5 separate regions of the Homo sapiens genome follow, and regions 2, 3, 4 and 5 are each linked to region 1. Evidence: chromatin contacts called from ENCODE Hi-C or POLR2A ChIA-PET data. All regions are on one chromosome and are shown on one strand. The core of a region is the stretch at or near the end of the contact, and the rest is flanking DNA. Distances in the headings are between cores, read along the strand shown.

Region 1 (6,006 bases), core at 2,553-5,052:
CTTTAAAAGCCAAACTATGAGCGTCGAAAACATCCTTTTCTCCTAATCCTGCAACTAGAATTCCTTTTTAATTTTTGTAATTTGTAACACATAATTTAATGGAAAACAATCATTACTGAACTACTTCTCAGCATATACTTATTTGCAATAACAATGTTTACTACACATCAGCAAATATTACAACATTCACAGAAACTGCATTCAAAATAAAAAACAGTATTATGTATTGTTTTGTGTTTAAAAAAAAAAGTATTTTTCTGAATCTTCTTCAAATATATTTCCCTTCCTCAACTCCCTGACTCTGTACTGCTATTTTTAAGCTAACTCCACTTTGAAACACGGTGAAGTTAGAGCATATAAATAAATAAGGAAGTTACAAGACTTAAGTTCTTTGAAATCCATATGGGGAAATGGGAGAGTGCTACATACACTAAAATGGGACTAAGACAAACCTCAAGTTCCTGTAAAATGAGAAAACAGGTGAAACACCTATCTACACATGTAAATGTTAGGCCCCCTTATCCTTAATTAATATTAAAACGAAAAACTGGAATTAACATTTCTTCCCTACTGTGACCAACCATAGTGCACTAACCACTTGTTTACATCTAATATTTGGGAGCTACTGTTTAAAACGTCATGGATGGGCCAGGCGCAGTGGCTCACGCCTGTAATCCCAGCACTTTGGGAGGCCGAGCCGGGTGGATCACCTGAGGTCAGGAGTTCGAGACCAGCCTGGCCAACGTGATGAAACCCCATCTCTACTAAAAATACAAAAAACTAGCTGGGCATGGCGGTGGGTGCCTGTAATCCCAGCTACTCCGGAGGCTGAAGCAGGAGAATTGCTTGAACCCAGGAGGTGGAGGTTGCATTGAGCCAAGATCTCGCCATTGCACTCCAGCCTGGGCAACAAGAGCAAAACTCCGTCTCCAAAAAAAAAAAAAAAAAAAAAGTCTTGGATGGCCCTTTGAGGGGGAGGACCACATTATTAGGAACCCCCCCAAAGACAGACACCCAACAAAGTGTGTGTGGGGAAGAGGGTGGCGGCGGGAATTAAATCCAATGAGGGCAAAAAACAAAACAAAACGAAATCCCCCAGGCGTGGTGGCTCACATCTGTCATCCCAGCACTTGGGATGCCAAGGTGAAAGGACCGCTTGGGCCCAGGAGTTCAAGAACAGCCTGGGCAACATAACAAGACCTCCTCTCTATAAAAAATAAAAATGACGGGCATGGTGACACTGGCCTGTAATCTCACCTACTTGGGGGGCTGAGGTGAGAGGAGGACCCCTTGGGCCCGGGAGGCAAAGGATGCAGTGAGCCAAGATCACACCACTGCACTCCAGCCTGGGTGACAGAATGACACTCCTCAAAAAAAGAAAGATAGCTATGAAAAAAAATGAAACACCAGGCGCAGTGGCACACGCCCATAATCTCAGCACTTTGGGAGGCCAAGGCGGGTGGATCACTTGAGGTCAGGAGTTTGAGAACAGCCTGGCCAACATGGTGAAACCCCATCTCTACTAAAAATACAAAAATTAGCGGGGCGTGGTGATGTGCGCCTGTAATCCCAGCTACTCGGGACACTGAGGCAGAAGAATCGCTTGAAACCGGGAGGTGGAGGCTACAGTGAGCTGAGATGGTGACACTCCAGCCTGGGTAACAAGAGCGAAACTCTGTCTCAAAAAAAAAAAAAAAAGAAGATTCCCAAGTCTATTGCTCTAATTTATCAATGTTAAAAATAAAAAATGTAGTATTAAAAAAGAAAATGCTTTCCAAAAAAAGTTATGTATCACTGCTATTGAAAATAGCCCAAATATTATCTACCGTTTAGCCTCTTAGCTAAGATTCCCAAATACTGTTTTTCTTTTTAAAGAAATTAAAACAAGATAAAACTATGCAACGGCATTTAAAAGTACTGTCCTATTTGGGCCGTCACAGCAAAAAGCCTCGTATTTTAAGAGGTAAATATTAAAGATACTCTTTAACAATCATAGTATCGAATAAAGTATTGGCACTTTAAGAGTTCATAAAATTTATGCTAATTTAGTTACCAGCATAATTACACTTTTTCTTTTTCTTTTTTTTTTTTTTGTAGACAGAGTCTCACTCTGTCACTGGGCTGGATTGCAGTGGCGCAGATCTCGGCTCACTGCAACCTCCGCTTCCCAGGTTCAAGCGATTCTCCTGCCTCAGCCTCCTAAGTAGCTGGGATTACAGGTGCCTGCCACTACGCCCAGCTAATTTTTTGTATTTTTAGTAGAGACAGGGTTTCACCACGTTGGCCAGGCTGGTCTTGAACTCCTGACCTCGTGATTGGCCCGCCTCGGCCTCCCAAAGTGCTGGGATTACAGGCCTGAGCCACTGTTCCCGGCCATAATTACACTTTCCAAGGCGTACGGGTAGGGATACTAATGCTGACTGTGCAGATGTGTACTTGCTATGTTTGATGTTTACATTAAGGCCTATTGAAGTCGGAGTTTAAAAAGAAATTGAATACATCAAAACCTGTCTTCTTCCAGACTAGTAAATTCAACTACACAGTGAAAATGGAATCTGCTTTTTAAAATCTTGTTTGACACGTGAATGAACCAGCGAGAAATGTTTCCCCCATAATCTTCCATCTCTCGATGCACAGATCTCTCCCTACCATTTGTCTTTATGTCGTGATGGATTAGAAGAGGAGCGAGTAAAAATAAAAGATATTGCAGAATAACCTTTGCCTGCCTACCAACCATCCAATTAGCTCAAGTCCCTAGCTGGCAAATTACCTAGTCAACAATGCCTCAATTATAAACACTACGTGTAACGTGACCACAGATCAACACCCCGTAGGTTCATTTCCCCCACCGCCCCCAATCGGTGTTAGCCTCAGTGAGGACCCGGGAAGGTCTGGAGAGTCATGTCCAGCGTCCACTTAAATCCTCAAAGGCCCAGGAAGGAGGTGGGCGGGCCAGGCCTCGGCGGAACTGACCTCGAGGGACCTGTCGGGAGTCTCCGGGTGAGGGCCCAACCGGGTCTTTCCCTCCGAGCTCGCAGCCATTCCATAGGACGCCGGAGACGCCAGAACCTCCCTCCGCCCCAGGGCGGCCCTCCCCCAACCCTCCTCCCGGACCCGGGGGAGGGGCACCCAGAGGAGAAACACCCCTCCCCCACGGGCACTGCTAGGCCACCGCTCACCCCACCCTTAAAAAACCCGCAGGCCCGCGCCCACCCTCCGGGCCCCGGCCTCGACCAGGGGTGGGGGCGGTGCGGGCAGGAGCAGGGGAACCCGGCTGCCATACCAACCTCGCTATTGAAGGTCTTCACGGCCTCCATGTTGTCGCTGCGGAGGCCCCGAGCCCGGCGGCGGAAGAGGCGGCGGCCACTGCACTGGGTGGGGAGAGCGAGACGCGGGCTGCTGCGTGGCCGCGAGGAGGGGGCGCTGGCGGGAGAGCGGGCCGCTGCGACCTCGGGGCGGAGTGGAAGGGCACGCGCTGGCGGGGAAGGGCTCCCTCAGCGGCAGAGCGGCACCGGCATGGCCGCTAGGGCGGGGGGAGCGCCGTTCTAGGGAACAGAGGCGCTGCCGGGGCGGGTCGGCGGCGGGCGGGGGAGGGGCTGGGCCGCGGCGCCTTCTCTTCTCTGCCCCGCTCCGTTTCGGTCCCCCTCCCTCTAGCCCCTTCCCCTACACTCTCCACTCCCTTCTGCCCCTTCCTCCGACGGGCTCCTGTTTCACCTCCCCGCCGCTCGGGCCGCAGGAACCAGCCCCGCTCGGCGAAGACAGAGGAGGAAGCGCTGGCAGCAGCGGCTGCGGCATCCAATATGGCGGACTCGAGTCGGGCCGCGCAGTTCGGGGATCCGCGGCGCCGGCTAGCGCGCCCCCTGGCGACTGGACCGTGCGAGCCCCGGCGGCCGCGCGGAAACCATCGAGCGCGCTGGGGCCAGAGCGTCGCCGCCCGTAGGCCCGGCTGGGCTCCGCTGCCCTCGCCTTGGCTCCGGGGCCGCCCGCGCCTCGCCCCCTCCCCGCGCCCCGCGGACGCGGGAGTGAGCGCTGCGGCATCCGGGGGAACGCCGCGGCGGGTTTGTACAGCAGGAGGAGGCAACTCCAAAGCGCGGCTCTAATAAGAGCCTAAACGTGCCCAAGAAGCGGCAAGTTGAGGAAATGTGCGCGTTTCCCTTGTTTCCCGGTGGATTGGTCCTTTTGCACAAGCGGCAGGGTTTAGTTGCTTTTCACAACTTTACTGGACAGTGCCCTAAACATCCGCAGCCTTCGCCAAGAAAAAGTTCCTGGTCATCTATTTAGTAACTGAACTCAATTGTTTTAACTGCACAGGGAGGGAACATTAGAAACCAAAGCCTTGGATTCGGGTTGGGGCAGGCGGCGAGGGAAACAGGCATGCAGCAGCTCCTTGCAGGAAATGCCCGCTGCATAGGATCCAGGGACTGGAGTGGCACAATGAGCGCATTTGTCTGCAAGGCGGGAAGGGGACCCTAGAATGCACAACACTTGAATAGGTGAAAAGGGAACCCGTCTGTTTCGGAAGATGAATTGTTCTAAAGGAATTTTGCCCTAGGATACTTGGAGTAAAGGTAAATACAGTATTTCTTAGATGGATTAGGAGATGCTGCTAGTAAAAAGCCTTCTCTCTCGTGCAGCGCAAAATAAGGTACCAATTTAAAAATACTTATCGATGTTAAAAGATAGGGATGTATCGTGGAACCCCGAACACTGCTGTCCTCTTGTTGAAAGTCATTTTTCAACAATCATTCCCAAATTCACTCAAAGGGAGAGAGGAACATAAGGGCAGGATCGTACTTTTGGAGAGTTTTGGAATCAAGGTAGTTCCTAAGAGCTGTGCGCAGAGCCCCGTGAAACTGGGAAAGTAAGGCCCTTCTTGAGGTTTCAGAGCCTTCATTCTACTTCATTGGCAGCTTTAGTATAGGGCCTGGCTACTGAGAAGGTAACAGGGATAACTCACCAAGTGCTTTTATATTTACTTTCAAAATCTCAAATTCTGTCACAGATTTCTCCACCGTCTCCCATCTTCAGGCCTAGCCATGATCTTTTACTGACACTTGCAGTAGCCTCCTAACTGGTCCCTTGCTTGTCTTCCTACAGTTCATTTCCAGACAGTAGCCGAGGGATGTTTTTCTTAGATAAATCAGATCAGGTCACTCCCTTACTTAAATCCCTTAAATACTTTCTCATTGCCCATTTGATACCATCATAACTTCTCACCATGGCCTGAAGGCCCAGCCCAGCCTGCCGCAGCTCACACCACCTTCCCTTGCTCCCTGACTCTCCTCCTGCCACACTGGCCTTTCTGTTACTTGACAAGAAGCAGTGTTTTCATAGGTAGGACAATTGTGTCTCTTCACACAGGGTGCTGTTGCTCTTGTCCTTTCCATAGCTGACTCCTCCTCCTTCAATCTTCCTGAAAGAGGTCCCCTAATCACTCCATCTAAAGGAGCATTTACTGTGGCTTGAGAAAGTACTGCACTCAGTTCTGTGCATGCCAGGTTCTCACAATCAGAAGTCACTGCTTTGAGGCCGGGTGTGGTGGCTCTCGCCTGTAATCCGAGCACTTTGGGAGACCGAGGCGGGTGGATCACCTGAGGTTAGGAGTTCGAGACCAGCCTGGCCAACATGGTGAAATCCCGTCTGTACTAAAAATACAAAAAAAGTAGCCAGGCGTGGTGGCACGCCCTTGTAGTCCCAGCTACTCGGGAGGCCGAGGCAGGAGATTCGCTTGAACCCGGGAGGCGGAGGTTGCAGCGTGCCGAGATCGCGTGACTGCACTCCAGCCGGGGCAACAAGAGTGAAGCTCTGTCTCAAAAAGAGAAACAAAAAAGAAAAGAACGGAAAAAAAAGGCGCTGCTTTGGCCTGTGAGGGATTATTTATTAGGTCATACATGAAATGAGTGTTGATGGAATTACTTAGGCCTGAGAAATTAAAATGCAATACAAGCTAAAGGATAAAATCAGTGGTTAACATGCTTCACAATTTGATTTAATAAAGCTTCCGCA
Region 2 (6,006 bases), core at 1-2,500, 5.0 Mb before region 1:
AGCCCTTCCTGTTGTGAAGCCAAGTTCAGGTGGTTCCTCTTCGCCTGACTGTTTTCCCATTCCACTTACCGGAAGCCTAGTCATCCTTCGGAGGGCTGTACGGGGGTTGCAAGAAGCAACGGAAACGGTTCAGCACCTGCTACCTTCCATCATATTCTTTTCAATAAAGGGGCAACTCCCGCCAATGGCAGTGTAGATTTCCTAACCTCTACACATGGAAGATTCACACCATTCAGGATTGTTGTTTAACTGTTGAGAGAGCACTTGATACTTAACAGCTTACTAGGCTACAAGACAGCGCAGGAAAGAATCCTCTGTTGTCCTTTTATGTTATCCTGAACAGTTGGTTCACAGAGTTACTGTAAACACACAAAACATGACTGCCAGGGCTTAGTAGTGAGGAAGGTGGGAACTAGTCCTGACTCAGTTAACTGTGCCCAGGAGAAGCTGCTTAACCTCAAAGGATTTCACTATTACTAGAATCAATAATACCAACCCTAGGGGTAAAAATAAAGATAAATGTGTGCAAATCCTGCCTGCAGTCTCGGGCACGTCGTGGGTGTCCAAGAACTGTTCTTAGGCAGCCGGTGGGGACAAAGTCTGTGTGCCTCCTGTCCTGGAATAGGTCCCAAGGTCGGCTTACTTGCAAAGCAAGGGTACGGCGCAAGAGTACTGAATACGGGTTGGAAGGGCGCTGGCTCTACCCTCAGCTCATAGGCCGGCTGGGCGGCGCTGACCAGCAGCTAGGCCCCGTCTTCCCTAGGAACGGCCACGGGGGCCCTGGGAGGGTATGAATGTCTTTTTGCAGTGAGGCCTCTGGACCCCGCGGCCCCCCGGCAGCGCAACCAAAACTCAGGGGCAGGCGCCGCAGCCGCCTAGTGCAGCCAGATCCCCGCCGGCACCCTCAGGGGCGGAGCCGGAGGCAGGGCCTTCGGGCCGTACCAACTCCACGGGGGCAGGGGCCGCCTCCCTTCGGCCGCGCGCCACTCAAGTACGGCAGACAGGCAGCGAGGTTGCCGAGGCCGAGGCTAGCCTGCAGCCTCCTTTCTCCCGTGCCCTGGGCGCGGGGTGTACGGCAAGCGCGGGCGGGCGGGACAGGCACGCAGGGCACCCCCGGGGTTGGGCGCGGCGGGCGCGGGGCGGGGCCCGCGGGGGGGGGGGGCGGGGCGGCGGTGCCCTTGCGGCGCAGCTGGGGTCGCGGCCCTGCTCCCCGCGCTTTCTTAAGGCCCGCGGGCGGCGCAGGAGCGGCACTCGTGGCTGTGGTGGCTTCGGCAGCGGCTTCAGCAGATCGGCGGCATCAGCGGTAGCACCAGCACTAGCAGCATGTTGAGCCGGGCAGTGTGCGGGTGAGAAGAAAGGGGACCCGGTCACGGCCCCAAGGGCGAAGGGGCTCGCGGCGGGCAGGGCCTCCGCGGCAATGGCGACAGTGGCCGCACCGGGCCTGGCGGGACCGGGGCACCTGCAGGCGGTTCTCCCGGGAGTGCCCGGCGCGGCGGCTGGAGCGGGGATCCGCAGGGAGGGGACGCGGGGACTCGGGGGACGCCGCGCGCTGCCGTTCCTCGGCAGCCCAGCCTGCGTAGACGGTCCCGCGGCGCTGACTGACCGGGCTGTGCTTTCTCGTCTTCAGCACCAGCAGGCAGCTGGCTCCGGTTTTGGGGTATCTGGGCTCCAGGCAGAAGCACAGCCTCCCCGACCTGCCCTACGACTACGGCGCCCTGGAACCTCACATCAACGCGCAGATCATGCAGCTGCACCACAGCAAGCACCACGCGGCCTACGTGAACAACCTGAACGTCACCGAGGAGAAGTACCAGGAGGCGTTGGCCAAGGGTAGGTTCCAGGCTGAGCGGCGGGAGGCAGTCCCCGGCAGAGGCGACCCCAGGGAGCCAGGCCCCATACGGACGGGCCTCTCCGTGGAGGAGAACTCGCTTCGTATTTGTACCGGTTCCGAGTTTTCCAGGCACGATAGTCTCTCTTTTAAACACATGGTCTACCTCATTGTAGAAGGAGTGCCTCGATGGGTTTGAACACACTTCTGTCATCTCAGGGAACTTGGGGTCCTGCGAAGGAGCTTGCCTTACTGTTGTGAGCCACATTCCGTTACACATATTGCCAGCACTGGTGAATTGTAGGGCCTGAAAAGAAAGCTCTACTGTGTCACTCGTTTTTTTTGCAAATTGAAATTGTTCTTGTTGTATAATGTGCTTTGGGGAAATGTTTGGTCTCTCAGGTAGGTGTGCCAGCCGTTTGCAGGAGGGCTGAGAGCGCCTGTCCACTGGTGGCCAGACATCATCGGGTCCGCAGGTGTCTCTGAGTGTCAGGGTCACCTCCTGATAGAAGTGGGAGTGGTGTCTTACTGCCAGGTCACACTGAAGGTGGGAGACAGGAGGACACTACTCCGTGCTAGGAACCATGGTCCTTGTCATCTTCCTGAGAGCAAACGGGGTCGGGACTCCAGCCTAGGACTTGGAGACTCCCTGCATCCCCAGCTACCCTGCAGGTGAAACTTCACTGAGCCCACTTGACTTCAGGTGGGAGAGGAGGAGGCACACCGTTGTGGTGTGCGTTACCAAAAAAGCAGTAACCTAACTGTGGAACAGTTCAGGATCTTTAGACTTGATACTTTTCTTGATTTCCCTTAGGGGTCAAAGTTCACAAGGAAAATAGCCCTTTAGTGGGAAACTGAAACAGGCTTGTTTTTATTTACTATTTACTCATATTTGTAATGCAATTAAAATATATGTTGTTAACTTTTTTTTTTTTTCTCAAGAGCTCGGTTGATAAAACCAGGGGTATGTGGACTTTTTGAGTCTGTGCCTTTTGGGGGTGTGTATGGGAATGTTATGTTTTAACGTTTTTTACAAAATAGTATTGTCTTTTTAATTTATTCGTTAGTGGTTTGCACAAGGAAGATAATCGATAGTCATGTTTTTTAGACTCTCTGTATTGCTTGGTAAGCTACGTAGTAAAAAATGTTTACTTTTCCTTAAATGTTTTGAATTTCGGGGTTATGAAATTTGTTGAGTAATTTTTAGACAGTCACATCTTGTTGACTGGAGGCATCTAGTGGAAAAATGCAGTATTTCAGCCTGATTGTGTTTGAAGTAAATGATTAAAAGAGGAGGAAGTTACCACATTCTGGAAGATTTACTTGAGACAGACGAACCTTGAATTACGGGAAAAGGCCCCGTGATTTAGGAAATAACAAATTTGGGAAACATGTAATGGGGAGAGACTGGGGAATACCCCAGTTGTGAAAGTACTTCCTGTAAGGCAACATCTGACACCAGGAACCTTTCTCTTCAGTATTTTAAAAACAACTTAATTTCAGTCCTTTACTTGTGGAATCAGAGCCTTACTTATGTAATACAACCCACTGGAAAAAAGCTTTTTATTGTATTGTACTATATTGTTTATAAGTGATTGAGTACCTGCAGAGCTTTCTTTTACTTAAACATATTTTAAAAATTATTAAAAAGATTTTCATGTTTGAAAACTTGGGGAAAAAAGATAAAACAATGTCATAATCTCATCACATTTAACTGACTAATATGAATATTTTTCAACAAAAAGCATTTGACTTTTATTATTATTTGAGGCAAAAACTAAACTGAAACCAAATAAAATGTTGAATTTCAGAAAAGTGTTCTTAAAAGCAGATATTAAGCCCTCAATTTTTATTAATTTTAAAATGAGTAAGCAAACTGTAAGATGTTAAGATTATTAAATTATCTCTCATTAAGCATGTATCTTTCCCATTTTAAAAATTCAGTTACTATTGATTTATTAAAAAACAATAGAAAAGTTACATCTATTTTTAGAGTGACTCTCAAGAAAATTTAATAAGGGAAACACAGATCTATAAAAAACTGTTTGTAAACCTAACAAAGGAAAAAAAAAGTTGGTGTCTTTAAAAAACCCTTTGAGATTAGCTGTGTATTCAGATATCAGTTGGTTCTCTCCTTTCTGAATCGCTAAACAACTGGAGCTTGTTTCAGAAAGCAGCATTGTCTACGTATGTTCCTTTTAAAAATTTTTTTTTTAATTCTGTCTAAAAAAAACAGACGGGGTCACACTATGTTGCCCAGGCTGCTCTTGAATTCCTGGGCTCCCCTATCCACGCACCTCGGCCTTCCAGAGTGCTGGGATTACAGGTGTGAGCCACCGTGCCTAGTCAGACATACTTTTTTTTTTTTTTTTTTTTTTGACGGAATCTCAGTCTGTCCCGCAGGTTGGAGTGCAGTGATGTGATCTCGGCTCACTACAACCTCCGTCTCCTGGGTTCAAGCAATTCTCCTGCCTCAGCCTCCTGAGTAGCTGGGATTACAGGCGTACGCCACCACGCCTGGCTACTTTTTGTGGGTTTTTTAGTAGAGACAGGGTTTTTCCATGTCGTCCAGGCTGGTCTGGAACTCCTGACCTCAAGTGATCCGCCCATCTCAGCCTCCCAAAGTGCTGGGATTACAGGCGTGAGCCACCTCACCTGGCCTTGTATGTATGTTTTTTTCTTTCTCTTTCTTTTTTTTTTTCTGTGACGGAGTATTGCCCTGTCGCCCAGGCTGGAGTGCAGTGGCGTGTTCTTGGTTCACTGCAACCTCTGCCTCCTGGGTTCAAGCCATTCTCCTGCCTCATGCTCCTGAGTAGCTGGGATTATAGGCACGCGCCACCATACCTGGCTAATTTCTGTATTTTTAGTGAAGACAGGGTTTCACCATGTTGGCCAGGCCGGTCTTGAAATCCTGACCTGAAGAGAGCTGCCCGCCTCGGCTTCCCAAAGTGCTGAGATTACAGGCGTGAGCCACCGCACCCGGCCCAGACATATGTTCTTAACGTACACTTTCAGAACAGCAGTTGAGAACTTTTTCCAAAATGTAAGCTCCTTGAGAGCAAAGCTCTCAGTGGGTCTCTGTGTCCTTTACTTTGCTTCTCTTGGTATCTTGTGGATAATATGCACAAAATATTTATTAAACAAGAGGATTTCCATTTTTTTCTAATATTAATAGTTCATTTAGTCTGTAGCTTCTTGAAGGCATAGAAAAGACTATTTTATTTTGCCTACTTATTTGGCAAGGTACCCATGCAGTATGCCAGGAGTTACAGGGCCTATTGAGAAGGAGTAAAGGGTCTGGGAGGGGTGGCAGGGAGTTGCTAATTCATGTATGGTGGCTAGAGAAGGCTTCACTGATGGGGTTGATGTTTCAGTGGAGACTTGAAGGAGGAACAGGAACGCAGCATGAGACTGTCTTGGGGAAGAGTGTTCAGCAGAGGCAGCAGTGCTCAGCTAGCCTTGAGGGGAACATCCAAGTTGGTCATGTGAGTGCAAAAAGGCCAGTGAGGCTGCAGCTGCGTGAGCACGTGCTCAATGACGGGGTCAAGTGCAGCGCCTCTTGGTAGTAAGAGTAGCTGAGTGTAAACACCTAGGGTTCGCTCCAGTGAGAAGGGGAGCCTTTGGAGGGGGCAAGGCCCACCCCCACCCCCCAAAACTGAGGGGATAGTGGCACCAGTGCAGTGAGAAATACTGGTCCTCTGTCCCAATGAGGTGGCAGTAGAGTTAGGGAGAAGGGATTAGGTTCTGCTTGTGTTTTATTTTTTTCTTTTATTTTTCTCTGTGTGCTTTTATATAGATTGGATGTATTTTAAAGGTAGAGCTGGCTTTGCTAATGGATATGCTGGTGGATTGGATGTGGGGTGAAGGGAGAGGAGTCAAAAATGACATCAGGTTCCCAAGGATGTCCTGAGGGACAGAGCTGGCATTTACTGAGACGTGGAGGACAATAGGAGGAGTAAGTTTGGGGTAGAACATCAGGAGTTCAATTTTGAGTATGTTGAGTTTCTTGTTAATGTGACTTGGAGATATTTCCCAATGAATCGTCGTCTGTCTTGAAAGTGAGAGTTGAAGGTTTTCTGTACAGTCTGTATGTTGAGCCATACATTTTAGCATTCTATTATTTTGATTGTCCTCTTTGGTGTTTCATTTCCTAAAATCTCTTCTATCTAAGAGATCCC
Region 3 (6,006 bases), core at 1,151-3,650, 3.9 Mb before region 1:
CATGTTAAAACCCTGTCTCCACTAAAAATACAAAAAAATTAGCCAGGTGTGGCGGCAGGTGCCTATAGTCCCAGCTACTTCGGAGGCTGAGGCAGGAGAATGGTGTTAACCCGGGAGGCAGAGCTTGCAGTGAGCTGAAATTGCAGCCACTGCACTCTAGCCTGGGCAACAGAGTGAGACTCTGTCTCAAAAAATAATAATAATAAAATAAGTAAATAAATAAACAGGCTGGGCTCGGTGGCTCACACCTGTAATCCCAACACTTTGGGAGGCCGAGGTGGGTGGATCACCTGAGGTCAGGAGTTTGAGACCAGCCTAGCCAACCTGGTGAAACCTCATCTATACTAAAAATACAAAAATTATCTGGGCATGGTGGCAGGCACCTGTAATCCTAGCTACCGGGGAGGCTGAGGCAGGAGAATCACTTGAACCTGGGAGGCAGGGGTTGCAGTGAACCGAGATCGTGCCATTGCACTCCAGCCTGGGCAACAGAGTGAGACTCCATCTCAAATAAATAAAAAAAAATAAAAATACATAAAAATAAATAAATAAATAAATAAAACATTAGAAGACTCACACGTGGGCTTGAATCTATAAAACTTGAAGCCTACCTGAGAGAGGACAAAGTTGAACAGGCGCTTTCTCTGAAAGATCACTGCAATTCACCGCTGATTCCGAGTATTCTTTCTCATTCGGGGAGCCTTTTACCACCCAAAAACAACAAAAAATATTACTTTAGAATCAGAAATAGGAATTCATGACTGAAATAGGAAGCCATGGCATTCATACTTTAAACTTGACCTCTTTGTATGGAAGAGCAAAGAAATGAGAATTAATATTATTATTTATTTATTTATTTATTTATTTGAGATGGAGTCTCGCTCTGTCACCAGGCTGGAGTGCAGTGGCGCGATCTCAGCTCACTGCAACCTCCACCTCCCGGGTTCAAGCAATTCCCCTGCCTCAGCCTCCTGAGTAGCTGGGACTACAGGCGCCCGCCACCACACCCAGCTAATTTTTTTGTATTTTTTAGTAGAGTTTCACCATGTTGGCCAGGATGATCTCGATCTCTTGACCTCATGATCCATCCGCCTAGGCCTCCCAAAGTGCTGAGATGACAGGCGTGAGCCATCACACCCGGCCGAGAATTAATATTATTATATCCTTCTAGGTACTACTCACAATTGTTGTTATGCTTTCTGTTGTGCCAACAGCTACTATTTATTTAGCTCTTACTCTGAACCAGATAGTTTAAGTACTTTGCATACATTATCTCTACTAATCCTTATTGCCACATTATGAAGTAAATGTACCCATTCTACAGATGAGGAGAGTGAGTCTTGGAGTGATTAAGTAACTTACCTAAACTCACACTCTAAACTGGGTCTGTTTAACTCCAAAACCTTATGCTTCATTTAGGCAAAGCAGCTAAGTTAGAATCTCCAACTATCTTGGCTAAATAATCTTTTCTACACCAATTCTAATTTCTTTTTTTCTTTTTTTGAGACGGAGTCTTACTCTGTTGCCCAGGCTGGATTGCAGTGGCAGGATCTTGGCTCACTGCCACCTCCGCCTCCCAGGTTCAAGTGATTCTCGTGCCTCAGCCTCCTGGGCAGCTGGGATTACAGGTGCCTGCCACCACACCCAGCTAATTTTTGTATTTTTTTTTTTTTTTTAGAGATGGGGTTTCATCATGTTGGCCAGGCTGGTCTCAAATTCCTGATCTCAAGGGATCTACCCACCTTGGCCTCCCAAAGTACTGGGATTACAGGCGTGAGCCACCGCACCCAGCCCAATTCTAATTTAATAAATCTTTAATATCTAATGTGCACTTTCCTCTCATAGTCTCTTTCTTACCAAGCAATTTAGAGATTAAGGAAGCTTAATTAAAAGAAATTTAAATTAGACCCTAGCTAACTTTTTTATAATTCCAAAATGATATTTATGTTCCACCTCCAAACGAGAAATTACGGATGATCAAAACAATAAAGTCGATTCAGAGAGAGCAAAATAGTAATAAACTGTAAGTATAAGAATTTGCAAACCAAAGAAGAAAGCAAATGACACTCTACCCTTTAAAAAAAAAAATCACACCATATAGCTTTTGGATAGTGTTTTTCTGTTTTGTTTTGGTTTTTAATTAACTCTGAAGTCACTTCCACCATATCACTTAAATCATTATTATCTCAAATGTTAAATGTATGTTATTCAATAAAATTACAAGATATCTTTTATCTAATTTATTATGTTTTGTTTCCTACCTTTTCAATGTCATAAATTTAAGAAAAGTTACAATAACTATAATCTCTACCCACCCCACTCCCCCACTCCTAAAACGACCTGCTGCAACGGCCAGCCATGCCTTCTCATCCTACCTTCGCATCTGCTTCAAGAGAAGAGACCAGAGCCGGCTCTGCAGAGAAGGAAGTCAATTCTTCTTGTTAGAGTAACTGACGTATTTCTCTTCCCTTCCTGTCGGGCACAGGCTGACGCAGTGCACCCTGTGTGGCCAGCCTTACATGCCTCGGTGGCTACTCCCACATCACTAGGGACCCAGGGAGCAAAGCCACCCCAAAACCACATCAAGGAGCTCTTCTATGCCAACATTTTACATTTTTAGCTGGAGGAAAGACCAGGCTGATGCTGGTGAAATGTTTCACCCTTCCTAAGGAAACTCCCTACAGAGACTACAGCCTTCAAATATTCAAATGTTCTCACATTTGTGAAGGGTTTCACATTGACTTCAGTGTAAATGACTAACCACATCTCAAAGAACAGCTATTAACTCAAGAATAATTTACAAGAAAGGGGGACAGCCAGGCCAAGAGCGATGAAGATTGTAATGAAATCACCAAGGGGAACCTTCAAAATGCTGTGCGTGTACTAGGTAGTATTACTCAGCACCGTGAAGTGTCCCTGCCCTGCTAACTCAGGCATGGCCAAGGACTTGCTCTGGAGAGCAATAAGACAATGAAGTGTGTGCAAAGGTGCCACGTGCCACGTAGGCTTGGCACCTACCGAGCCAGTACTGGGGCCACCATTCATTCTCTTTCCCTTCTCTTTCCCTTGATGACTCCAGACACAGGCTGCTCCAGCAACCTCGTCTCAGCATGGAGAAGACATGAAGCAGAGCCATGGAAGATCCTTGATGGTCATGGAGTGTGAGTGGCAAATAAATGTTTGCTGTCATCAACCACTGAGAGTGTAGGGCCATTTGTTTCTGCAGCTAACCTAGCCTATTCTGCTGATGTAGTGTGTAGTGTTTTCACAAACACAGAACTGAGCACCAAACTATTTAATAACTACTATAGCATGAATATTTACCCATTGGAACAAATGCCAGCGGAGGCCCTGCTATACCACGAGTTATCCTTTAGTTATTGGATCTTGGGGATGAGGTCCCAGGGAAGGGGCTGCAGTCACCAGGATTGAGAGGAAGAGGGACCCAAGAAGCTCAGAGCAGCCACTGTTTCATGGGGTACAGAGGTATTTCAGCACAACTGTGCCTCCGCTTCCCAGCTCAATAGCAGATCTAAATATAGGCACTTCTTAGCTAATCTCTTTAGCTTTTCTCAGCACAGGACTCTCACTTTAGATATGTGTCAGCCAGAGTTTCTTTTCCTTTACAACATTAAATTCCTCAGCCATGAGTGTTTCAACAGCACCCTCGTCCTCATCGTCTTCTTCTGTTACTATTATTTTGACTCAGCATGATCTCATAGTAACACACTTCTTGGCACAGGGGAAGAAAGGAAAAAATGGAAAATCCACAGGATGGCATTTGGACTATGAAGGGCTGCAGATTATAGCAGAACAACACTGCTGGATATTATTATTATTATTATTTTTTTTTTTTTTTTTTTGAGACCGAGTCTCGCTCTTTCACCCAGTCGGGACTGCAGTGGCGCGATCTCGGCTCACTGCAAGCTCCGCCTCCCGGGTTCACGCTATTCTCCTGCCTCAGCCTCCCGAGTAGCTGGGACTACAGGCGCCCACCACCGCACCCAGCTAATTTTTTGTATTTTTAGTAGATACAGGGTTTCACCGTGTTAGCCAGGATGGTCTCGATCTCCTGACCTCGTGATCCGCCCGCCTCGGCCTCCCAAAGTGCTGGGATTACAGGCGTGAGCCACCACGCCTGGCCTATTATTTTATTTTTTGAGACGGAGTTTCGCTCTTGTTACCCGGGCTGGAGTGCAATGGCGCTATCTCAGCTCACCGCAATCTCTGCCTCCTGGGTTCAAGCGATTCTCCTGCCTCAGCCTCCCAAGTAGCTGGGATTACAAGCATGCACCACCATGCCTGGCTAATTTTGTATTTTTAGTAGAGATAGGGTTTCTCCATGTTGGTCAGGCTAGTCTCGAACTCCCGACCTCTGGTGATCTGCCCACCTCAGCCTCCCAAAGTACTGGGATTACAGGTGTGAGCCACTGCGCCCAGCCACTGCTGGATATTATTGATGTTATTTATTGATGTGACAGTTCATTGATTGCTATGATTATTAGGCCCACACTTGCTAAATAAAGGTATTGGCAGCTCCAGTCCCACAGTCTGTATTCAAGAAATTTGACTCCAGAAAAGAAAGGTGATTGCACGCAAACCTGCCAACCTATCACTAACCTCCAAATTGAAAAACAAACCTAAGATTCACTCCACTGACTTACTGCATAGAAACTAAACATTATTCTAAAATATGGCAGAATGCCAAAGATTCATGAGCAGTTACGAGTAAAGGTGTCTGAGCTCCAATGCTTCTGATGGACATCCATTCGTGGCAGATGGAAGGTGCTGGAAATGGCATCTGGTGAACTGCCAAATGTCTTAACGATTTTAAATTCCTTAGCCCTACAGACTACATCAGTTGGGCAGAATATAATACCACATCACTGCATTTTTCCAAGCACTACAACATCACATAAGCCTAGAGAATTCAAACCCTCCTATTTACAGATATATCCGTTTAAAAGAAAAAATTCCATAAAGGCCATGTTTTAGTCAACTTTGTAGCCTCAACCCCCAGCTCAGAGCCTGACACAAAGGGAGTGCTCCATATATGTGTATTGAACAAGTGAACAGATAGTTGTGAAGATAAACAGACCAGCTCATCCGTTTACTGGCAGCCTCAAAATGTCATACATCGCGATCATTTAACAAATGTTCTTTAATAGTTAAAATTGGAGAGTGGTACCCAATGTATAAAAGCTAAAATCATGTAAGCATTTTTAAAATGCACATTTGCATGTTTTCTGTTGATTTATGTGCATGCTGGTGATCCGCAGTTATAACAAGATCCATGCATTAATTATGCACCATCCTAGCAGACATTCAGGAAATTGATTTAAATTAGGAAGTTCCTAAAAGGTTGTGGGGAAAATTGAAAAGGCTGTCCCAAGTGTCATGTTCTTCCATTGCAGGTGTTTGCTCAGAACCGGTTTACTCTTGCTTTGCACATAATTCTGTGACACTTAGCTACTGAACTCCAGGTCCACAACAAAGTAGCAGAAGAAAAAAGATTTCAGAGGCTCCTGATTGGCTCAGGATCGTGGTGGGGCCAAGAGCTTGGAACCAGGTAGGCAGAGAACATCCAAAACGAGATCTCAGGTGATACTGAGAAGGGCAGGCAGGCAAAGCAATGTCAGCATCAGAATCACATGTGGACTGAGGCGCACGACTGAAACACCAGGACAGGGGAGTTGAAGCCAGGTAATAAGAAAGGAATTCAAAAGGTAGATAAAGTTCAGAATCCAAGGAGAGGAAGACCAGGTGTGGTAAAGCAACCAGCCTGCCCAGCAAGTCTCCTCGCTCAGGCCGAACACCCAGGGCCAAGCAGCCTTGTGTCAGTCAGGGCTCTGCCCTCCTCTCGCCAGCCCTGTTTCCCTCAAGGAGGCAGGTAGTTGCATCTTCCTCCACTCCCCAGTTCTCTCCATTTGGGTCTGAGGCAAAGCTAACACCCATGAGGGAAATGATTCATGCAATAAATTTTAGGCCGGGCATGGTGGCTCACAG
Region 4 (6,006 bases), core at 2,052-4,551, 3.3 Mb after region 1:
CCGCATTTATTTTTTCCTACTATTATTTTTTTTAAATCAATGTTAAATTCCACCTTCAACCTAAGCGCGCGCACACACACACACACACACACACGAGATCTAGTACTATTAAATTTTCTGAGCTGGGCACAATGGCTCACACCTGTAATCCCAGCACTTTGGAAGGCCGAGGCGGGTGGATCACGAGGTCAGGAGATCGAGACCATCCTGGCTAACACTGCGAAACCCCGTCTCTACTAAAAAAAAAAAAATACAAAAAATTAGCCGGGTGTGGTGGCGGGCACCTGTAGTCCCAGCTACTTGGGAGGCTGAGGCATGAGAATCGCTTGAACCCAGGAGGCAGAGGTTGCAGTGAGCAGATATCGCGCCGCTGCACTCCAGCCTGGGCGACACAGCGACACCTCGTCTCAAAAAAAAATTTTTTCTGCTCATTGTCCAAGTCTCACTGGAACTATCCTCTTCGGAATACAAGCAAGTGCATATTTTCATGGTTGTGTCTCAGCAGAACACAAATCAAAACTTTCAGCAACACCAGACTCTGCAGAATATTCATGTATAACTTTTGATGAATCCACTCAGATTGCTTGCACTGTGATTTTCTTTGAAGTAAAAAGTGTTAAAACTATTTTTGAATTCCTAATTTACCAGATTCTCAAAATACCAAAATAAATTGGCACATAATTAAACAGCGATTTAACTTTTTTTTTTTTTTTCCTTTTTAGAGACTCTGTTGCCCAGACTAGGGTGCAGTGATGCGATCATGGCTCACTGCAGCCTCGAACTCCTGGGCTATATGCGATCCTGCCACCTCAGCCTCCCAAGCTGAGACTATAGACCCACACCATCACGCCTGGCTAATTCTTTTTTTCTAATACATGGGGTTTTCTTACATTGTCCTGGCCGATCTGCAACTCCTGGGCTCAAGCAATCCTTCCGAAAGTCCTGGGACTACAGGTGTGAGCCACCACGCTCAGCCTTTTTTTCCTTATTACTGTACTAGGGACATTTGTGGCTTTTCCACAATGAGACTTAGTAGAGAAATGACAGCTTCCCTTGGCCCTATCCTGAAATACACTAACTAGCTCTTCTCTGCCAGGGCTACCGTTTTCTCCCTAACCTTTGCAGATGTATGTATCCATATAAATGTTTCTATTTCAACAAACTGTAGAAAGTATACAGTCTGTACAGCTCCCCTTATAATGCTATTACCTGATGATCCTGACTACAAGTTGGAATTATCTGCATACTTGGCAAAATTCAAGTGTGGCTGCCTATGCCTCGAGAGAATGAGCAGCAAACCAGCCCAGTCCTAAATTCGAATAGCAGCTCTTAAAGAGAATAGGATGCTCTTGATAGGCTTTCTTTAGGACTGATATTCAATTTCTGGGCTTACCCCTGGGTTTATTTCTACAAGCCTATATAGAGTGTAACGCTAGAAAATATTCAGTGATGTTAAAAATAAGCATAGTTACTTTGACTCAAGACCAATTACTCTACACACACAGGCAAATTTCTGCCCAATGGTCTCAAGTTTAGCATTAGTTTTGCCCACTTTTTCTTTTATTCTTAAGTCAGTTTCACTCTTCACATGAGCACTCCACCAACACCATAAGGTTGAAAATTTTCAGAATGGAATTCCAAAAGAATTAAGAACCTACAGATCTCTAATTACAATTCTCTACAAAACAATCAACATCATTTTAGTTCCCTAGTAAGATGAGACAGACCTCAATACTCAAGCCAATCCAAGGAACCAGGCACCAGTCTGAAGGCCAACTTTGATATTCCAGTGACAGCGGTGCAGTAGAATACTTAGATCAGGGTCAGAATTTGGTTTTGGAGGCAGACATTTACCCACTAAAGTCATTTATCTAGCTGATCAAAAAACAGGAAAGTTCAAAGCGAGTATACACTGAATCTATTATCCATTTGAGAGCCACTGAAGCTACACAGCTGCTTATTTTGTCTTCAAAGAAGGAATTAGTCATCAGTACCTGCAGGTATAACTGGATTTCTAAATCAAACTCAGATTTTTAGGAGGGACACTTCTATGTATTAAATTGTCTTAAGATGGTAAGCTTGCCTTAAATGATTTGTAAACTATGTGCCAGGCATTGTGCTAGTGGTCAGACTGTGTAAACCAAAATGGGTTAGACATCACAACCAAGTTAGCATGCCTTGAAACCAGAGTATCCTAGAAACTGCTGCCTCCACTTCCTTAGGAATAAAGCCATATCCTTTCTAAATCTCAAAAAATCCTAGATGTGTAAAGAAATCATTAAATTCTAGTCCTCAAAGGACTGTATTTCCCCAAAAAAGACACGGATTCTAGAAAAATGGCAACAACCAAAAAGTAAACTTTAAAATGTTAAAAATGACCATCAGGAAATTCTAACTTCCCTGCCATGTTTCCGTGTTTCAGGATCTCCCCGTTAAAAGATTTTCCACACCTCTAAATCTAACAGAATAGCCAACTCTGGAATCCATACCTCAAAGACCAAAACCTAACAGGAGAATAAACTGTTCTCTTAACAAACATGCGTTGCAGACTTTCATTTTTGGGGGGGCCAAAACTTCAAAAACGAAAATCGTTGCTGAAATAACCATGAAATTCAACCCTAACAGAAACATCTTACGCCGCTCAACTCATCTGCAAGGTAAAGGAAGCACCTCTGCCTCTGTGCACGCTACAGGAATCTGTACTTCAGCATGACTTTCAGTTACCATTGGTGACACAAAGATACTGCTGGTTTACAGTATCTCCCCGGTTCTAAAGGCCACTCCATTTCAAGTCTTAAAGATTAAAACAAACACGAAAAGTCAAGGGACAAGGGTAAAGGCCAAGAGATCTCAAGCAGAAGCCGGCAGAAGGATACGAGCAGTGGCTCTCCATCTCTACCCCGAGCATCTCAAGGACTTGTGCTACCTAAACACTTTATGTAAACAAGGGGCTTGTGACTCAGGCCTCCAGCCCCAATAGGTGGAGAGAAGTTTCCTCGCCTCGGCTGCACATGGTCTGCAGAAGTTTGGCTGGAGCAGAGCGCGGAGCCTGGGTGGGAGCGGCAGTGGAGTGCTGCAGGCGGCGGCGGCGGCGGCAGAGCAGCAGGAGGCGGAGGCGGGCGGGGGGAGGGGAGCGGCTGGGGGGGGGGCGGAGGGGGCTCTTGCCGCCACTGCTCTCTCGCCGCCTCTCCCCCCCGGCGGGAGCCGCTCGCAGCCTCTTTGCACTAGTCTCTCCGCTCTCTCGGTCATGTGACCTTAACGTAACCGGACAGGAAAAGCCCCGCCGCCGCCGCCGCCGCCGCGCCGGAGACACCGACCGCGGCGGCAGCAGCAGCAGCAGCAGCGAGAGGCAGAGGCGGCGGCGGCGGGGAGGACAGCACGGCCGAGGCTGCCCAGAGGCGCCTCCTCCACACCCCCCGCCGCAGCAGCACCGGCGACAGGTAAGCGCGCACCGCCTCCGCCTCCCGGGGCCGGTGCCCACGTGCCACCCCCAGCCCAGGGTCCGGGAAGGCGGTGGGGGGGCGGGGGCCACCGGAGCTCGCAAACGGTTCCGGCAGAGGCGGTGGCAACAAAGACGACGAATGACCCTCGTACCAGGGCTACGGGTGCAGGCAGGCGGAAGGCCCGGGCCACTCGGGGACCCGGTTCTGGGAAGCGAGGGCAGGGGCGCCTCGCGGGGGCGGCGGCGGCTGCGCCTGGCGCCGGGGCTCTGGCCGCTTGACAAAACCATCCCCCGGAGCCAGGCGGCGGCGAGTCGGCGGCGCCTCCATCCGGGGTTTTGTGGGAGGGGGAGGGGACGGAAGCCGAGAGGGCGGGCGGCGGATCGGAGGGAGGGTGGGAGGGAGGAAGGGGAGGGGGGCGATTCGCGTTCGGTTCCCCGTGGCCGGTCCCTCCCTTCCCGCCGCCACCGCGAAGTGCGCCCTGGGCGGCGGCGGCCGGTGAGCGTCCCGCGCTGGAGCCCTCAGAGGCGGGCCCGTCAGGTGCGTAATCCTTCCGACGCCTCGCCGCCGCCTCCTGCTGCTGCCGCCGCTGCTGCTTCGGCGGCAAGGCCGCGAGCTGCGGAAGTGGGTTTGGGGGAGGGGAGGGAGGAGGGAGGGGGAGGGGAGGGATCCGGTCCGACCGGAGCAGGCCCGGCCTCTCTGGCGCTTCTCCCAGCTGCAGCGGCTCCTACAGCTGCTGCCGCTACTGCTGCGGCTCCGCCTCCCGCTCGCGGGCGGGGGCGCGCACGCGCGCTTCCGGCCTCCTCGGGTCTCGCGCTGTCTCCGGCTCTCGCGCGCGCTCATCCCTCTCCCTCTCTCCCTGTCTGGGCCACCCCCGCCCCCGGCGCCGGGGCTGTTGCGCCGGCCGGGGCGTTGCGCACGGCGTAGGCGTCGGCATTGTGTTAAACTCCGCGGGACTTGGGGCGAGCGCGCGCGCGCACGCGGGACTGAGGGAAGCGGCGAGCGTGCAACGCGGCCGGAGTGCGTCGCCCCTCCCTCCCCCTCAGCCCCTCGGGGACGGGGACAGGGAGGGGGCGGGGCCGGCGAGACCGGAGGGGGCCAGAGGGCCCCGGCGCCGCGCCCCCGGCCCCGCCCCGGGGCGGGTGGGACGAGGTGGCTGTTGCGGCGCGCTCAGGCGGGCGGGGGACGCGTCGGCCTCTGTGGCGCCGCCCTTGTCGCCTGCTCGCTGAGGCTGCAGGCCGGGCCCCAGTCCCGGGTACGGAGCGTGTTGAGCCGGCGGCCTCCAGCTTCCGCCCGACGCGCCATCTGCGCCTGCGATACAGCCCGGTTTGGCCCCGAGCGCGCTGTGCTTTCGGCTGCTTAGCCTTGGGGCGTGGGACCCGCGCGGCCCTCACGCCCCAACCGGACTCCAAGGCGGGGAGGCTGCTTCCCGGGGCCGGCGTCGTTTTCTCGGTGTAGCGAAACCTCTAAACCCTTCTTGTTTAAACAAAGCCGCAAGAGAGAACTTTTTAGCCAGAAGCTGCAAAGGAAGCTGGGTTTTGCCGCTTTTAGCTGGTAGTAAAAGAGGCAATAAAGAAGCGAGGGTAGCAGAGCAGGCGAGTGCCTGGGCCGGGAGAAGCTGCAGCTACGCCTTTTACTGCAGGAACTTCCACCCGAATACGTGAACTCCTAATTATGCCTTGGGGATATAACCCGGCTCTCGCTCCCCGCCTCCCCCAGCTGCATTGTTCATTAGCTCTTTCATCATACAATGGGTCCACTGAGTTTGTGAGCCTTGATTCTATTCATTTTATCAGGGTATTGTTTTAGTAAAATAAAGCATAAAGAAGGTCAGAATTATCAGAACTCCAGGGGGTCTCTGGGTTTGCTTAAACGCGCTGCCCTGTCCTTGCTAATGTAAATCATCCATCTATGCCAACCCCGTTGGAGCACCAGGGCGAGTTGTACACACCACTAGCGTTTTAGTGTGGGAGTACCCTGAACGTTTAATAGAGAATTGGGACTGTGCCATTTTAATTCTCATTTGACTGATTTATCACAAACCAAAATTATAAATTGGTAAGGTAAATTCCACTGCATTTTGAATGATCTTGTTGTGTATCCAGGATGTTTTCAAACTGTTAAAAGGTCATTTTTTTCTTTTTTCTTTTTTCCTTTTAGTAAGAGGCAGGGATCTCGCTATGTTGCCCGAGACGGTCTTGAACTTCTGGGCTCAAGTGATCCTCCCGCCTTGGCCTCCCAAAGTGCTGGGATTACAGGGGTGAGCCACCGCTCCTGGACAAGAAGGCAGTTTTTAAAGGCATAGTAATTTACCACTAATAGGACATCCTTTTAAACTGGGCATTTCTCATTTAATAAACTTGTGGTTTGTTTGCTAGACAAAGAATTGTCCAGTTATTGAAGCCATCGTAAGTACAAGAAGTGATACGCCGGTGCCACTGATGGTCAACAGTGGAGGAGCAGTCTACACTACAGTGGAGTGTAGTCTACGCCCCTAAAACTTTGTCCTACAGTCCCAGTGCATACTTGCCAGTTTTAAAGCTTCTCTTCAAAGGGGATGTAAATA
Region 5 (6,006 bases), core at 975-3,474, 3.3 Mb after region 1:
AATTAACAAAAAATTAAAAGTTAAAACAATTCTTACCTCTCCGTGTTTCTCAAAAAATTCACTTTTATGTCGATGCAATGTATCAATAACCTTAGTTAAGATCTGTGGTATTCTGTCTTTAATTGTAAGATATGCAAATGATCTAGAAAAGAGTCACATGCAATATATAACTTAGCAGCATCAATACTAGAAGACTGGCTATCTTTTAGTTTCTGGAACACTTCATGTATATTAAACTCCTCATACAACTATTAAAAGATAGACAAGTATTGTATGATTACTATATTAAGACATAAGAAAACCTGGAAAATTCGCTGGTATGTCATGGAAGCCAAACTGTCTTGGTGCCTCTAATCCCAGATTCTCCCATGGAGTCTGTTTAATCATTCTTATCTTTCCTATTCTATTGCTTTTATTTTCCTAAATCAGAAACTCGCTTAGCAAAGTGATAGGATAGGGAATGGATTAGCTTAGAAATCAAACAGGCTCTTGTCCCAGGTCTACTATCTGCTAAGTCACCTGCTTAGAAAGATGAATGAAGCAATGCATCTAAAACCACCTAAAGGGTCTAATGTGCTTGAACAACATAAAGAATTAAAGGTACTTTTAAGCCTGTTTCTCTCCATTCTGTCTATTTTCTAAGTCAATTTTAATTATTTTCAAAAATTTTCCCCTTCTCTGCCTTCTCTATCTGCACAATGGACTCCTTCCATCCTATTCTGCCCCTAAGCAAATGAAGGCGTGCTACTGTCTCTTCCCACTCAAAAAATCAGAGATTTTATAGAAGTGTTCAAGAATGAAGCAAGCTGGAGATGAAGAAAAACTTATACCTGCATTAAAAAATTAAAGATATTCTTGATTTTATTCATACAAAACCCAAGATTTACAGATTATCATTTTATATCATTCTAAGGAAATACATGATACAGGTAGAAAAAAAGCTTTATTTGGTGGAGAAATTCTGTGCAGTTTTAAATATAGAGCACAGAGCTTAGCTGACTAGTGTTTTTATCTCCAGATCACAGGAGACAATTGTTAAATTACTAGATTGTAACTTGGGTATTTCTTCAAAAGGTTTCCTCAAATGATAGCTATAGAACTTTAAGAAAAAAACTGCACACACTTTCCGACTCTGTGGTGCTTTCAGTACCACCCAAAACAGTGATTAGGTTTTAATGCGCATAATAACTACGTTGATCAGAATTTAATTTTTAAAAATCATTAATAAAAGAAATCACTAATACCTCAGAGGGTGAGCAGGAACATTAAATCAACTGTCACTTGAATTTTCCCAGGCAGTAGGTATAGTAAGTCCTTTTTTGAGATTTTACTTTAATTGGAAAGTATTACTGTTTTCCTAACTACTACATTTCCTGCACCTCTGGAACAAAGTCTCTGGCCAGGACTGGAGTGAGGCCAGAAGCCCTAGGGCGCAAAATTGAAGGAGATACTCTCTATACTTGCATGACCTGAAACAGTGACTGCCTCAATTTGGGGCCATTGGCGCCACTTTGTTGGCCTCAACCTACTTTCTGCCCAGGTTTATTTTCTTCAAAGTGTTCTCGTCTTTTGCAATATTTTGAAGTAAGGACAAATTTCAAATATAAATTTGGCCATTCGATTTATGCAAATGGATGTTATTTGCACGGTCACCCACAACTTTACCCAAGAATCAGTAGCGTGACGACTATAAAGCAAAAAACTAGACAGTTCTTACTGTGAGATTACGATTTGATCAACAACAGGGAGAAACCCGTTTCTTAATAGCGCTGAGATCCCCAACTCTTACGCAGAATTTTAACGCCCCCAAAGCGCGTCTATTAAAGTGAATAAATAAAAAGTGACCGCCAGGAACAGACCGCGAAGCTGACCCCTGTCCTGATCCTTACGAGCAGCCGCCGCGGGCAGGCTCCCTCCCCGGGGCCGCCTCCCTTCGCCTCCGAGCCAGTCCGCGAAACCCGCAAAGGCGCCCCGGAAAGCCGCGCCCGGCGGCGGGACTCGAACGCAGCCCACCGGGGAGCGGGCGCCCTCCGCTTAGTCCCCACAGGCTCCCGGCGAGGCCCGGCTTTCCGCAAAAGTGGGGAGGAGAAAAGCTAGACTAACCCCACGTCCTGTCCTGAGAGAGACGCCGGGACGACAGCCATCACTTTCCGCGATCCCGGCCGCAAAGCTCGGCTGTTCAATCGCCGCAGAAACAGAGGCGGTACCGCCGCGAAGGAGGAGCTGAGAATGGGGGTGGTGTGGCTTTAAAAAAAAAGTGCTTTTGAATAAAGAAACTTTATTTGGTGCCCGATCAAACGGCAAACAGTGGCTCGCCAGAAGACCCAATCTTCCGGGGACGAAGGCGGGGCCAGCGGAGGGCGACTAGAGGAGCGGATATGGAAGCGAGCGAAAGCCGGAAGCAGGCAAGGGACCGGGAGGTCCCAGGGCCTAGGGAGCGGAAGAGGTCGCGGCGACGCGGCTCACGTGGTCAGACAGTCACGTGGCCCGAGTTTCTCCCGCTAAGTGGGACCAGAGTTCAGTGCGGCTGCGCAGTAGCGGGGGTGGGCGGGAGCGCCCTTCCAGGAGATGGGTTGGCTGCAGTAGTGAGAGGCTGGGGGTGCGGCTCTTTCCCTGCAGTCCTGCCGAGGAAGCGTGCGTCCCTGGCGCTTCCTTCTTCTCTTCCGGCGGAGAGGTTAGTGTATTGCCTTTTCTTTAGCAGCTCGAGTGGTCCGGCTTGGAGGTCTGCGCCCTGGCTCCTGGCCGCCCGGAACGTGTACAGTTACGGGTTACGCCAGTGCGGCTGTGACCCTTTGCCTCTTACCGTGATCTTTGGTCAGCTTAGCTGGGAGTAAAAAGCACTCAATTAATGAACCCTTTTTTTGAGCCAGTGCACCGCGGTAACTGTAGAAATCGATAAAATAATTTTGAGTTTGAGGAATTGAACGGCATACTCCCAAAGATGAGCGCCACTTAGCTCTCGAATCGTAGCCTAGCTGTAATCGATTTTCTTAATTGGTGTAATTGTTCTCTAAAAGTTGAAATGTGCCCGGGAACTGAGTAACTGCCTTGTATTTCATTTTAAAAATTCGATCGAATGCCTACTATGTGCTGGGCGCTATTGTCAGGAGATATAATAGGAAAAAACACAAATCCGTATCCTCAGGGAGCTTCCATTCTGGAAGGAAGACACAAAAATCTGCCCTTTCCTCTTATTTTTTTCCTTTAGCTTTGTGTCTCACGTATTTTACTGATTTACCTCGTTTTGTCTGTCACTCCCAATGCAAGGTTCAAAAGATTCAAAAGATAGGATTTTTGTCTATTTTATTTTCAGCTGTATTGTCAGCAACTAGGACAATACCTGGCACATGATAAGAACTGAGTTCGTTTGCAGTATGAATTAATAAACTAAAAATTAAAGGTGTGCAAGTGATGTTAAACAATGGAGAAATGCAAAGTGGAGGAAGATAAGAGAATGGATGCTGGTTGTGTTTTTTTTTTTTTTTTTTTTTATTGATCATTCTTGGGTGTTTCTCGCAGAGGGGGATTTGGCAGGGTCATAGGACAATAGTGGAGGGAAGGTCAGCAGATAAACAAGTGCACAAAGGTCTCTGGTTTTCCTAGGCAGAGGACCCTGCGGCCTTCCGCAGTGTTTGTGTCCCTGGGTACTTGAGATTAGGGAGTGGTGATGACTCTTAACCAGCACGCTGCCTTCAAGCATCTGTTTAACAAAGCACATCTTGCACCGCCCTTAATCCATTCAACTCTGAGTGGACACAGCACATGTTTCAGAGAGCACAGGGTTGGGGGTAAGGTCACCGATTAGCAGGATCCCAAGGCAGAAGAATTTTTCTTAGTATGGAACAAAATGAAAAGTCTCCCATGTCTACTTCTTTCTACACAGACACGGCAACCATCCGATTTCTCAATCTTTTCCCCCCCTTTCCCCCCTTTCTATTACACAAAACCGCCATTGTCATCCCGTCCCGTTCTCAATGAGCTGTTGAGTACACCTCCCAGACGGGGTGGTGGCCGGGCAGAGGGGCTCCTCACATCCCAGTAGGGGCGGCCGGGCAGAGGCGCCCCTCACCTCCCGGACGGGGCGGCTGGCCGGGCGGGGGGCTGACCCCCCCACCTCCCTCCCGGACGGGGCGGCTGGCCGGGCGGGGGGCTGACCCCCCACCTCCCTCCCGGACGGGGCGGCTGGCCGGGCGGGGGGCTGACACCCCACCTTCCTCCCGGACGGGGGCTGGCCCCCCCACCTCCCTCCCAGACGGGGTGGCTGGCCGGGCGGGGGGCTGACCCCCACCTCCCTCCCGGATGGGGTGGCTGGCCTGGCGGGGGCTGACCCCCACCTCCCTCCCGGATGGGGTGGCTGCCGGGCGGAGGGTCTCCTCACTTCTCAGATGGGGCGGCCGGGCAGAGGCGCTCCTCACATCCCAGACGGGGCGGCGGGGCAGAGGTGCTCCCCACATCTCAGACGATGGGCGGCCGGGCAGAGACTCCCCTCACTTCCTAGATGGGATGGCGGCCGGGAAGAGGTGCTCCTCACTTCCTAGATGGGATGGCGGCCGGGCAGAGACGCTCCTCACTTTCCAGACTGGGCAGCCAGGCAGAGGGGCTCCTCACGTCCCAGACGATGGGGGGCCAGGCAGAGGCTGCAATCTCGGCACTTTGGGAGGCCAAGGCAGGCGGCTGGGAGGTGGAGGTTGTAGCGAGCCTCGATCACGCCACTGCACTCCAGCCTGTGCACCATTGAGCACTGAGTGAACCAGACTCCGTCTGCAAACCCGGCACCTCGGGAGGCCGAGGCTGGCAGATCACTCGCGGTTAGGAGCTGCAGACCAGCCCGGCCAACACAGCGAAACCCCGTCTCCACCAAAAAAGTACGAAAACCAGTCAGGCGTGGCGGCATGCGCCTGTAATCGCAGGCACTCGGCAGGCTGAGGCAGGAGAATCAGGCAGGGAGGTTGCAGTGAGCCGAGATGGCAGCAGTACAGTCCAGCTTCGGCTCGGCATCAGAGGGAGACCGTGGGGAGAGGGGGACCGTGGGGAGAGGGAGAGGAGGGAGAGGGAGAGGGCTGGTTGTGTGTTTTTAATGTAGTGGTTGGGGAAGGCTTCACTGGGTAGAAGACATTTTAGCAAACATCTGAAGGAGGTGAGGGTGTGAGCCTTTCAGATCCCTGGGAGAAGAGCGTAAGGAACAGCAAGTGCACAGATCCAGAGACCAGAATGAGGAGCAAAATAAGCAAAGGAGAGTGCTGTCAAAGTGGTGATAAAGGACAGATAATGTAGTGCCATGCAGGCCATTCTGAGGGGTTTAGCTTTTTTTTTTTTTTTTCGTTACAGAATCTCACTCTGTCGCCCAGACTTTAGTGCAGTGGCGCGATCTCGGCTCACTGCAACCTCCACCTCCCGGGTTCAGGCGATTCTCCTGCCTTGGCCTCCCGAGTAACTGGGATTACAGGCACCCGCCGCCACGCTCAGCTAATTTTTTTGTATTTTTAGTAGAGACGAGGTTTCACCATGTTGGCCAGGCTGGCCTCGAACATCTGACCTTGTGAATCACCCGCCTCGGCCTCCCAAAATGCTGGGGTTACAGGCGTGAGCCACCGCGCCAGGCTTTTTTTTTTTTTTTTTTTTTTTTTTTGAGACAGAGTCTCGCTTTGTTGCTCATTCTGGAGTGCAGTGGCGCAATCTCCGCCTCCCAGATTCAAGCCATTCTCGTGCCTCAGCCTCCCAAGTAACTGGGATTATAGGCCCATGCCACCATGCCCGGCTGATTTTTGTATTTTTAGTAGACACGGGGTTTCGCCGTGTTGGCCAGGCTGGTCTGGAACTCCTGACCCCAAGTGATCCCTCCCAAAGTGCTGAGATTACAGGCGTGAGCCGCCATGCCTGGTTGGAGGGCTTTGGCTTTTATTAAGTGAACCGTGAAGCCACAGCTAGATTTCGCGTTGAGATTCAACTTCAAAGGATCACTTTGGTTGCTGTGTTGAGAAGAAACTGTAGGGGGCCCAAAACAGA

Evidence for each region. Hi-C counts contacts between places; a loop is a spot of excess contacts on that map. ChIA-PET counts read pairs that join two places held with the same protein, here RNA polymerase II (POLR2A). Pooled maps may share reads with other maps.
Region 2: a map of naive thymus-derived CD4-positive, alpha-beta T cell shows a loop between it and region 1 (10-fold over the local background). The contact joins the promoter of SOD2 here to the promoter of SCAF8 in region 1. A Hi-C loop is called at or near these places in 1 of 168 maps with a recorded cell type or tissue (naive thymus-derived CD4-positive, alpha-beta T cell) and 7 of 50 pooled maps. POLR2A ChIA-PET finds 5 or more read pairs at or near these places in 1 of 52 experiments (naive thymus-derived CD8-positive, alpha-beta T cell).
Region 3: a loop to region 1 is called in a map of naive thymus-derived CD4-positive, alpha-beta T cell, with 7 times the contacts of the local background. The contact joins the promoter of SYTL3 here to the promoter of SCAF8 in region 1. A Hi-C loop is called at or near these places in 1 of 168 maps with a recorded cell type or tissue (naive thymus-derived CD4-positive, alpha-beta T cell) and 7 of 50 pooled maps. POLR2A ChIA-PET finds 5 or more read pairs at or near these places in 1 of 52 experiments (activated CD4-positive, alpha-beta T cell).
Region 4: a loop to region 1 is called in a map of naive thymus-derived CD4-positive, alpha-beta T cell, with 23 times the contacts of the local background. The contact joins the promoter of ZBTB2 here to the promoter of SCAF8 in region 1. A Hi-C loop is called at or near these places in 1 of 168 maps with a recorded cell type or tissue (naive thymus-derived CD4-positive, alpha-beta T cell), 2 of 37 single-sample maps with no recorded cell type and 12 of 50 pooled maps. POLR2A ChIA-PET finds 5 or more read pairs at or near these places in 2 of 52 experiments (OCI-LY7 and naive thymus-derived CD4-positive, alpha-beta T cell).
Region 5: a map of CD8-positive, alpha-beta T cell shows a loop between it and region 1 (12-fold over the local background). The contact joins the promoter of DCPH1 here to the promoter of SCAF8 in region 1. A Hi-C loop is called at or near these places in 2 of 168 maps with a recorded cell type or tissue (CD4-positive, alpha-beta T cell and CD8-positive, alpha-beta T cell), 1 of 37 single-sample maps with no recorded cell type and 8 of 50 pooled maps.

What each region holds. Positions count from the first base shown.
Region 1 is chr6:154,731,212-154,737,217 of GRCh38, reverse strand. It overlaps SCAF8 (SR-related CTD associated factor 8), which reads right to left and starts at 3,802. Exons shown (of 20, transcript NM_014892.5): 1 at 3,288-3,802. The coding sequence starts at 3,317. RefSeq lists silencers at 3,030-3,629, 3,780-3,899, 3,930-4,169 and an enhancer at 3,266-3,769.
Region 2 is chr6:159,688,485-159,694,490 of GRCh38, reverse strand. SOD2 (superoxide dismutase 2) reads left to right here and starts at 1,250. Exons shown (of 5, transcript NM_000636.4): 1 at 1,250-1,346; 2 at 1,628-1,830. The coding sequence starts at 1,324. RefSeq lists silencers at 48-217, 898-1,187, 1,388-1,567 and an enhancer at 1,938-2,007.
Region 3 is chr6:158,646,448-158,652,453 of GRCh38, reverse strand. It overlaps SYTL3 (synaptotagmin like 3), which reads right to left and starts at 2,400. Exons shown (of 18, transcript NM_001242394.2): 1 at 2,376-2,400; 2 at 612-701.
Region 4 is chr6:151,388,854-151,394,859 of GRCh38, reverse strand. ZBTB2 (zinc finger and BTB domain containing 2) reads left to right here and starts at 3,301. Exons shown (of 3, transcript NM_020861.3): 1 at 3,301-3,440. It overlaps LOC124901232 (translation initiation factor IF-2-like), which reads right to left. Exons shown (of 3, transcript XM_047419613.1): 2 at 4,388-4,906; 3 at 1-4,155. The coding sequence ends at 3,256. RefSeq lists an enhancer at 2,416-3,288 and silencers at 3,270-3,329, 3,340-3,729, 3,810-4,739.
Region 5 is chr6:151,448,684-151,454,689 of GRCh38, reverse strand. DCPH1 (damage control phosphatase 1) reads right to left here and starts at 2,224. Exons shown (of 5, transcript NM_024573.3): 1 at 2,104-2,224; 2 at 37-142. The coding sequence starts at 2,144. RMND1 (required for meiotic nuclear division 1 homolog) reads left to right here and starts at 2,564. Exons shown (of 12, transcript NM_017909.4): 1 at 2,564-2,674. RefSeq lists a silencer at 1,867-1,986 and enhancers at 2,147-2,596, 2,787-2,836.